Regions from separate parts of the Mus musculus genome. Here region 2 is linked to region 1. The links are chromatin loops, found by intact Hi-C in ENCODE. Cell type or tissue: left cerebral cortex. All regions are shown on one strand.

Region 1 (5,000 bases):
ATTCTTCTCTCACATATTCCATCCTGACTGCAGTCTTCCCTTCCTCCCAACCTCCCCTCTTTCCCAGACCCACTCCTATTTCCCTTCAGATAACAACCAAACACAGCATAACAGTTTACAATAAGCCTAGGCACAAATCCCCATATCACAGCTGGATGAGGCAATCTTATAGGAAGAAAAGGGTCCCAAAAGCAGGCAAAAATGTCAGAGACAGCTCTACAACCATTTTGTGTGTGTGTGTGTGTGTGTGTGTGTGTGTGTTTGACCCAGGGCAGACCCATACAGGCTCCCTGATTGCTGATTCAGTCTCTGTGAGCCTCTACGAACCCTGGTTAGTTGATTCTGTGGATTTTCTTATGGTGTTTTTGACCCCTCTTGGCTCCTACAATCCTTCCTCCCCCTCCCTCTTCCACGGAATTCCCCAAGCTCTGCCTAATGTCTGCTGTGGGTCTTTGCATCTGCTTCCAGATGAATCTAGATGAAGCCTCTCTGGTGATGATTATGCTAGGCTCCAGTCTTCAACTGTAGCAGAGTATTGTTGACTTCTTTTTTAAAACTGGTAGGTCTTGTTTGGTTCTATCCCTGGTCTCTGGGCTATCCAGTTTCTGGTTCCTGACACTCCAGGCAGTGCCAGGGGTGGACCCCTCTCATGTTATGGGTCTCAAGTTTGACCAGTCATTGGTTGGCCACTTACACAAGTTATATGCCACCTTTACCCTAGCACACCTCGCAGACAGGACAAATTGCAGGTAGAAGGTTTTGTGGCTGGGTTGGAGTCCCAATGCCTTCACTGGAAGTCTTGCCTGGATACAAGAGATGGCCCATGTAGGTTCCATATCCCTTATTACTAGGAGTCTTGGCTAAGGTCACTCTTGTAGATGCCTTCGATGCCAGGCTAGCTCAGGCAGTAAAGCATGAGACTCTCAGTCATGATATGTTTAACCTTCCTTTCAAAATTACAGAAAAAACCTTTCACCGGATATTAAAAACCTTGTTAAGCTGGGCCTGGGAGACGGCTCAGTTCATAAGAACTTGCTGTACCCGAGTTTCAATTCAAGAACCCAGGCAAAAGCTGGTTATAGTGTGCAGTGTGTGCCTCTAATCCTCGCACTGAGAAGGTGGAAGCAGGATCACTTTGGATTGCTTGTCAGCTAGTGTGGCCGAATTGGTGAGCACCATATTTAGTCAGAGAGTCTATCTCAAAAATAATAAGGTGAAGAATGGTAGAGGAAAACACTGGGTGTGGACTGTTTTTTGGTTTTGGTTTTGGTTTTTTTTTTTTTTTTTTTGTACACATACATACATTGCACATACCTGTGGAAAACAAACCACATGTGTACACGATAAATAAATAAATAAATAAATAAATATCATTTAATTTTGCTGACTGGCCTCTTCTGTCTAGACACACCGCTAATTGGAAGGAAGAAAGCACACTGGATGGTGCTTGAAAGTTTAATCCTTAAGATAACGCCTAGTTCTAAACACCGAGAATAATGGACACAGCTGCACCTGTGCTTCCCGGGTAACTGTGGTGCCTGTCTCTCACTGGAATCCACAGGCGTCCCTGAAAGACTTGGCTGGGCCTTGGTGGCCGAGACACTGTGAGTCCATGAATCAGCAGAATTTCTACCAAGAGGCTCCTCACCTTAGGAATCAGGGAACCCGGTTTCCAGTTTCTGTTCCACCACTGAAAAGCCATTTCGGATTAGAGGGTCGGGGGTGGGGGCTGGGGGGTGGGGATCGCGACTGTGTGACCTGTCTCTTGGCGGCTGCTTTCGATTTCGATTATTTCTGGGCAGGTGGACTGGAACCATTCTACCTCTGCGCTCTGTGAGTTGGCAATGTTATGTTATTTTTGCCCTGCTCTGCTCTTCTCGCGAGAACAGTGATTTGGTTGACTGGTGTGGAGCTGGAGAACAGCATGTGGTGAGTGCCTGCCGCATCCTGGAGACTGAGGCGAGGAGCACTGGGAGTGGGAGAGCAGCATGAGCCATGCCCCCAGTACCTGTTTCTAAACAAGTAACTATAAACAAACGAATAAATAAATAAATAAAATAATATACATAAATAAGTAAATATAAATAAATAGAATAATATATAATATACATAAATAAGTAAATATTTATAAATAAGAGAGGAACCATTTTTTTTGAGACATTTGCTATTTAGCTCAGGCAGTCTCTGAACTCACTATGTAGCCCAGGCTACTCAAATTCACGGTCGTTCTACCTCAGTCTCCCAGTCCCAAGATGACAGGCCTGAGAGTCGTGTCTTTTTCATATTGTCCATCCCCTTTGTGACTGCTCTTCCTTTTATTGCCCAGACAGAGCATAATTCCTTTTCACCAACAGGATTGACAGCCTGGAGCAAGAATTCATTTCCCTCGGTGTTCTTTAAAGGGGGGAGGGGTACCCATAAGCTTCTATTTGGATAGAGCATCCAGCAGGGCCACTTGTCAATGTGGCTTTCTTATGACCTCTGTGTTCACTCCAGGGACCAGGGTTTTTAGCTGTGTGCCCCTCTAAGGCAAGAGCTGAAACAATTAGCTTCTTTCGTGTTCCAGCCTACAGCAGCCAGAACTCATGGCTCTGAATAAAAAGACTCGGTCCTTAATTTCTCCTCAAGCCACTAGGGGTCGCCTTCATCTCAGAGAAAGATTGTCCTCAGCCTGCAAGCTCTCAGTCTCTGCTGGGGAGCCTTTGGCTTCTTGGCACTGTGATTTCTGGAGAAGTGGCTTCAAGTGGGAGAGAAACTGGCTGTCGGCATGGAGGAGAATGTGTTTATGTGCATGTCCTTTTTGATAATTTGAGAACTCCCCAAGGTGCCATAGCTGTTCCCTTTGCAATGATGTCATCTCTCACAAGCTGTTCTTCCAGATGGGGTCAGCACTCCAGATAAGGGGTACCTGGATGAACTTTCTAGCCTGGAATTTTAGGAGTGAGGTGGATCCCTAGGTGGGGGTACAATGAACTTTAATTGCTGAGGCCTGTTAGGCTTAGTCAGTCCATAAGCTCCCACCAAGTGTGGCTCAGGAAGACAAAAGGACAAGGCCCTGGGAACAGATGGCTGATGGATCCAATAGGCATAAGAGCAGAACGACCGTGGAGACAGAAACAGAGTGGAGAGTTGAGTCCCCAGGAAGAGGAGGACTCGTGGACTCCATAAAGATCCGAGAAGAATGGAGTCCTTTGGTGCCATGAGGGTCTGACTTCCTCCTGCCTGAGGAAAAGCACTCTGGCGTTGAGGAGATGGGTAGAGTTTTCCCTACCCAGGAATAAATGGATACCCAGTGATTGGGGATTTCTGACAGTTTCCTGGAGACTGGAGCATCTGCGGAAATCTGATTGAGTGAATGGACTCTAAGAAAAGTGGGGTGTCAAGGGAAGAAGGCAGGCATGAGTGAGATGGGAGCAGTCCTGTGCACAAGGGGCTTGGGGGAAGCAGAGGAAGGCCCTTACAGTATGGGGACGCCCATGAACCTCGCTGGCCTAGAGGCCCGGGGTGCTGAGCCCCTGGGGCGCTCACCGGGTGGTTTGGGGACTGGGAGGTCCCTGGGCGCCAGGCAGGGGTGGGGGTGGCAGCAGCAGCCGGAGGGTGGGGCCGGGCGGGGAGGGGAGGGGGAGGGGCGGGGTCGGGCGGCCTGCCGGGGAAGTCACACTCGGCCGCCGCCGCGGGCGCAGCGAGCGGAGACGCGCCGGGCCGAGGCGACCTGACCTGGACGAGCGAGCGGCGCGCGCGGGGGCCCAGGCGGGGGGCGGGAGGCAGCGGCGGGCAGCGCAGGCCGCCGGGCCCGGGAGAAGCGGAGCGGAGAGGAGCGGGGGACACGGGCGGGGCCGCCGCAGCTCCGGATGGGACCAGCGCCCGGGCCCGTTAGTCCAGGCAGGAGCTTCGGGAGAAGCCGTCACTGGGAGAGTCACCCCTGCCTTTCCCTCCCCTCTGGCCCAGGCCTCGCTTCGCTCCCTGCCTGCCCATGTCCCAGTCCTTCCGCGGCGGGCGCCCTCCCACCTCAGCCCGGGGCTCTGGCTTCTCGCAGCTCTTTGCTCTCCCGGCCCGATCAGCTGTGAGGTGTCCCCGGGCCGTTTCTTTGTGCCAGCCTCCCCCAAGTCCCTACCCCATCCCAGGCTCAGATTCCTCCCTTCTCGGCTTGGAATTGTCAGGCTACTTCACCTCTCACTGTCCTCATCCCGGTCGCAGGCCCCCTTGGTCTCTTCTTCCTTCTGCCACCCTATCCTTAGTCCCTGGACCTGGCTGTGGGCTGGTAGCCCACTCCTTCCCGACCCAGGTTTCCCCCCATCCTCTTCTTGCGTGGTCCCCAGCACTTTCTGTATCCGGGCCGACTAAGCTTGCCCCCACTTCTCTTCCTGGCCCTCTTCCCCAGGCTCCAGGCTGGGTGGCGCTTGTGCCTGCCCAGTAGGCCAGAGCGGCCCCTGGTTCGGGGGACCGTGGGTCAGCTGCTCTATCCCCATGGCACTGCCATCCCTGCTGCTGGTGGTGGCAGCCCTGGCAGGTGGGGTGCGTCCTCCGGGGGCACGGAACCTGACGCTGGCGGTGGTGCTGCCAGAACACAACCTGAGCTATGCCTGGGCCTGGCCACGGGTGGGTCCTGCTGTGGCACTGGCTGTGGAGGCACTGGGCCGGGCACTGCCCGTGGACCTGCGGTTTGTCAGCTCCGAACTAGACGGCGCCTGCTCTGAGTACCTGGCACCACTGCGCGCTGTGGACCTCAAGCTGTACCATGACCCCGACCTTCTGTTGGGCCCCGGTTGTGTGTACCCCGCTGCCTCTGTGGCTCGCTTTGCCTCACACTGGCGCCTTCCCCTCCTGACTGCGGGGGCAGTGGCCTCTGGCTTTGCAGCTAAGAATGAGCATTATCGTACCCTGGTTCGCACTGGCCCCTCTGCGCCCAAGCTGGGTGAGTTTGTAGTGACATTGCACGGGCACTTCAATTGGACAGCTCGGGCTGCTTTGCTGTATCTGGATGCTCGCACAGATGACCG
Region 2 (5,000 bases), 120 kb after region 1:
CAAAACAGGCCAAGTGTGGTGGTAGCCTATATGCACACTTTTAATCTCAGCACTCAAAAGAAAGAGGCAGGAGGATCTCTGTGGGTTCCAGGCCAGCCTTGGCTACATAGTGAGACTGTCTCAAAAATAACACAACAATAACAACAACAATGGAAAAAAAACCAAAAAAACAAAAAAGTTCAAGGATAGCCTGGGAATTATTAGCCTCTTTCTCAAAAACAGTGGAGGGGATTTACATAAAATAAAGGCCAGGTTTAAACATTTACTTAAAAATGGAGAAAGATCTCACAAACAATATTTAAAAGAAAACATTTTAAAAATAAAAGTAAGCCTTACAACACAAATGCTCCAACTGCTCCATCTGGTGGTCTTGGTCTGGGTGCTGTGTACTGAGGGAGAGAGCTCAGACTAAATAAAGTATTAAGAGTTTGCCTGGAACTTTACACTAGCCATCAATCCTATCAGGGGCAGCCTGCTTCCCGGAGGTTGTCCTTGCTGGTGTTATTCTTGGTTTATCTGTCTGTTTTGAATCTAGGAGCTCACCCTGAAGCTGGTGCTGGCCTGGAATTCACTATGTAGCACAGGCTGGCCTGGAATTCATGATCGTCCTGACTTGACTTCTTGAGTGCTGAGATTATATGCTGACAACATCATGCCTGGCTTTTGTTTCCTTTAAAAAGAATTGCAATGTGTGTGTGTGTGTGTGTGTGTGTGTGATTAATTCGTGTGTGGACATGTGCTCATGTGTGCATGTGCTGTGTGTATGCATGCGCTGTGTGCATGTGTGGAGTTTGGAGAACAACATTCAGGAGTTGCCTCTCCCTTCTACTATGGGCACAGGGGTCTGAACTCAGGCTGCCAGGGTCGACAGCAGATGATATAGATTTGTGGATCTATATCACTGCTTTTGCTTTCTTTTTAAGTGATCAAACATTTTTGTCCACTCACCCTCGTCTAGATTTTGCCTCTGAAATCAATATTACTCTTACGCATTATTCAGATTTTAGAGTAATTTCCGACTCGAGCCTCTCTCTCTGCTTCACCTATAACTTTACCAAGTAGTCCCATAGTGACTATTGAGACTCTTGGGAATGAACAGCAGCAATCATTATTGGAAAGTTCACACATGTTTTGTTTGTTTGTTTATTTGTTTTTCCAGACAGGGTTTCTCTGTATACAGCTCTGGTTGTTCTGGAACTCACTTTGTAGACCAGGCTGGTCTCGAACTCAGAAATCTGCCTGCCTCTGCCTCCCAAGTGTGCCACCATGCCCGGCTAAGTTCACACATGTTAAAACTCAGATCCACTGACAAGCTTAACAGAGCCACCTGTCAAAATGACTGATTGAAGGGCTGTTTTGTGGCTTTCAAAAGTTTGCTCATTTTTCCTGATAGCTTTCAAAGGATTTGTGTGTGTTATGTGTATAAACTTACGAAGTTAACTTTATTCTTAGGGCTGAAGCAGTTCGAAGCCACCGGGCCACAAGGCCAGGGTTATAAGCCTGTTCTTTCCAAATCAGCTCTCCCCAACCCCATCTACAAAGTCCAAGTCCTCTGCTCAGCCCCGGAACACTTACTCCAGTTTGTTGAGTGCATTATTTCTGGATAAGGTCAGCTAGAAGCTCACCTTTATGACTCAGCCTGTAATCCCAGCTGTTCAGGAGACAGAGGCATGAGGATTTCAGGAGTTACAGAGTGAGCTAGATAGAGTCAGCAGGAGCAACTTCATGAATCCCCCCCCCCCCAAATAAAAAGCCAAGATGGTCGGGGTTAAAAGCTTAATGCTAGAGCACTGGGCTAGTGTGCGAAGGTCCCAGGTTCAGTTCTAGCTATTTAAAGAAGCATGTTGTAGCACTTTCTTTTGCTAGTTCTTATTTTTAAATGGCCACTAGTAGGGTATCAGGTATAATCGTGAGCTTAGTAATGGCCTGTGACCAGTAAAAGACCTTAGCAATATCCAGATGCAGGAATGTGGGAGTGGTGTGGGGGCTGCAAAGGATGTTTTGCCGGCATGTATGTCTGTGTAGCATGTGTGTGTGCCTGATGCCCTCAGAGGTCAGAGGAGGGGCATGGAATCTGCTGGAACTAGGGTTACACACAGTTGTGAGCCGCCATGCAGGTGATGGAGATTGAACGTGGATCCTTTGGAAGATCAGTCGGTGCTCTTCACCACCAAGCCACCTCTCCAGCCCTCTACATAGAGTCTTTCGACACAGGTTTCTGACCCTCACTTTTTGGCAAGCACAGAATGCACTTTATTCTGTTATGTCGTAGGTGGTATCGTTGTTGCATTACATATTGGAAAAATTATACAAATTGTCATTAAAAATTAATCGTGGCGGTGGATTATGGAAATCTAGTAACCACTGATAATGGAGAAATAAAGGACATGGCTGCTCTGAATCAACCTTCTAAGGATCTGTAGTTTACTCAAGTGGCCACTAGAGGCCACTATGTGTACATTTAGAGAGCTACACACTTGTGCAGTTTGGAGAAACCAGGAAAAATTTTCCCTCTAAACTTTTTTTTTTTTTTTTTTGAGGCTTATTTTATTTGTATTTTTTAACCACGGAACCATCTCTGTAATCCCTACGTCTTTTACAAACTGTGGTAAGTCATGTGCAACACAACAACTAGTCATTTTAACTGCTTCTCCCTGTTAGCAGGGATTGAACACGGGCCTTTGTAGCTGCTGGGCCACCTCCCACTGAGCGGCATCTTTCTCTCACATCTCCTTCCACTTAAGTGGAGAGTTCAGTGGTACCCAGAACATTTTCAACACCGCATAACCTTCACCACCGTCTCCATAACCGTGCCCATCCTACGCAAACTCTGAGCCGATTCAGAGGTAATTCTCCTCACAGTTTTTGGCAACCATGCTCCTTTCTGTCTCTGAATTAAACACTTAGGTTTCTCTCCTGTAAGCAGGGTCGCTCTCATTCCTTTTGCAACTTGCTTATTTCATCCAATGTAACATCTTCAAGGTTGATCCATGATGTAGCAAGTGCCAAATCTTTCTCTTTTAACGGTCATGCTCCAGGTGCTTGTACATATAAAATAACTTTTGTTTGTTTTCAAGACAGGATTTCTTTGTGTGGCCCTGGCTGTCCTGCAACTCGCTCTGTAGATCAGAGTGCCCTTGAACTCACAGAGATCTGCCTGCCTCTGCCTCCGCCTCCGCCTCCGCCTCCGCCTCCGCCTCTGCTTCCACCACCAGGTATTAAATAACTCCTAATATTTAAATTGATTTTATTTTATTTTTTTTTCTGCTTTTTGGAACAGGGTCTCACTAAATTGTCCAAGGTTGCCTGGAATTCACTATGCAACTCAGGCTGACTGCAGACTTGGGATTTTTCTGCCTCAGCCTCCTGAGGGCTGAGATTGTAAGTCTTGTTTTGTTAGAGGGGGGAAAAAAACTAAAAACAAAAAACAAAAAAACCCGCTAAAAGCACTAAAACCTCCCAGAGTTTGATATACTCACATGAACCTGTTGTTTGGCCACTTGCAGCACAGTTATCTGGTGTATTCTCCCATGCACCTCACTCATAGTTACAAAGTTAATTCCTGAAATTCTATCAACCCACAAACATTTTGAATAGCTCTAAGAATGATGTTATTATTTTAAGTGTAACTAAAACAGTGTTGTCACGTCTTAAAACATTTAATTATGAGTTCTTAGTACAATCAACTCTCAAGCGAGAGCCCAATTTTCTACATAAGTTTTCATTCTTATTTTCCTATATTCATAACTGACCACTATAAGCTTGCAAAGATCTGGTTGTGCCAGAGTGACCTGGTTCGAAACCAAGAGAGGTGGGATTTGAACTGAATAGGAGAACTTCCTGGATATGAATGAATCTTCGACACGCTGTCTGCTCATGCAGTTTGCTTATCTGTGGAAGCAAGAGCTGGGGCTGCCGAGGAGGGATTCGCAGACCGGGACCTTGCCGAGGGTGGGGGTGGGGGTGGGGGTGGGGGTGGGGGTGGGGGTGGGGGATTCATTTGTACTCTCAGTTCAGTGCTCTGTGAGCTACTCTAGCAGGAACATAAAGTAGCTTATTATTTTGAGAAGGGTCAGAGGATCGAATCTTAAATGCATTTGGATCTTGTAAAGGAAAGGTTTGTGAATAGAGCATAAAGAAAATTTAAACAAATGAGAAATAATGGAGGGCCCTTAGACAGGTGCAAGGACGCGGGCAAAGTAAGGGGCGGGGCTGGAGAGATGGCTCAGCCTGGCGGTTTTTCCAGAGCCAGTTCAGTTGCCTGCACTCTGGTCCTGCAGCTCACAACCACCTGCAACCCCTTAACTCTAGGGGATAAGACACCCTCTTCTGCCTGCCCCATCCAATGTGCTTGAGCTCAGGGGAATAAAAATATCTCTCAAATAAAGGGAGAAATGTTGGAAAAATCAACATTCAGCAGGGATTCGGGGCACTCTAAGGTAAAGCTTTGGTCTCTTGTTACTACTGTTGTCATTGATATTTTCTATTCAATTAGAGCAGCAGAAAACCACAGGATCCCCAGTGTTTTAAGGATTTATTATTTATCAGGAAATCAAGTTAACTTAAGGCGCCTGGTCGTCTTTGACGCAGCAGGCCCTGTTAAATTAAATGCTTGGGATTCCATAGGCCAAACGGAGAATTTCTGGCCCCAGAGTTTCTTTCAGATAAGATAGCCAGCCTTTTTATTCATTCACGTCACTTGATTTGTGTGCCTAATGAAACCCATTACGTTGTAAGATAACTTTAAAATTTTAGTTTAAAAAAAGATTTCGTTTAATTCAAAATTTCAAGTTTATTCTATATAATGGTAAAATTATCCACTAAAAGGGAGTGATTCATAATACATTTGCTTAAAGGTCCACAGTAGGTTTTGTGTCGATCTCCAACCAGACTGGTCTTCAGTATGGGCTGCGATGCTCAGGCAATTCAGCTTAGCTTCAGCAAAAGCAAATATTTAGAATTCAAAAGTAAACATTTGAATCCAGAGCCCATTAGATTAA

The links. A loop is a pair of places that touch in the nucleus more often than their neighbours do. Peaks named below come from ENCODE experiments on the same cell type or tissue, not always from the same donor. Only the 100,000 strongest peaks of a DNase experiment are listed, where the experiment ranks them.
Region 2: it touches region 1 in a loop (4-fold over the local background); 1 of 42 quality-filtered maps calls a loop at or near these places.

What each region holds. Positions count from the first base shown.
Region 1 is chr4:43,627,718-43,632,717 of GRCm38, forward strand. Npr2 (natriuretic peptide receptor 2) reads left to right here and starts at 4,218. Exons shown (of 22, transcript NM_173788.4): 1 at 4,218-5,000. The coding sequence starts at 4,468. In left cerebral cortex, a CTCF peak has its summit at 2,641 (motif pointing right); DNase peaks (open chromatin) are centred at 1,899, 2,652, 3,268, 3,941 and 2 more places; H3K4me3 peaks cover 1,577 bases; H3K27ac peaks cover 1,801 bases.
Region 2 is chr4:43,742,927-43,747,926 of GRCm38, forward strand. No RefSeq gene overlaps it. Among named protein-coding and RNA genes, the nearest start is that of A630077J23Rik, 6.4 kb to the right of the region's middle. In left cerebral cortex, CTCF peaks have their summits at 382 (motif pointing left) and 2,442 (motif pointing right); a DNase peak (open chromatin) is centred at 2,433.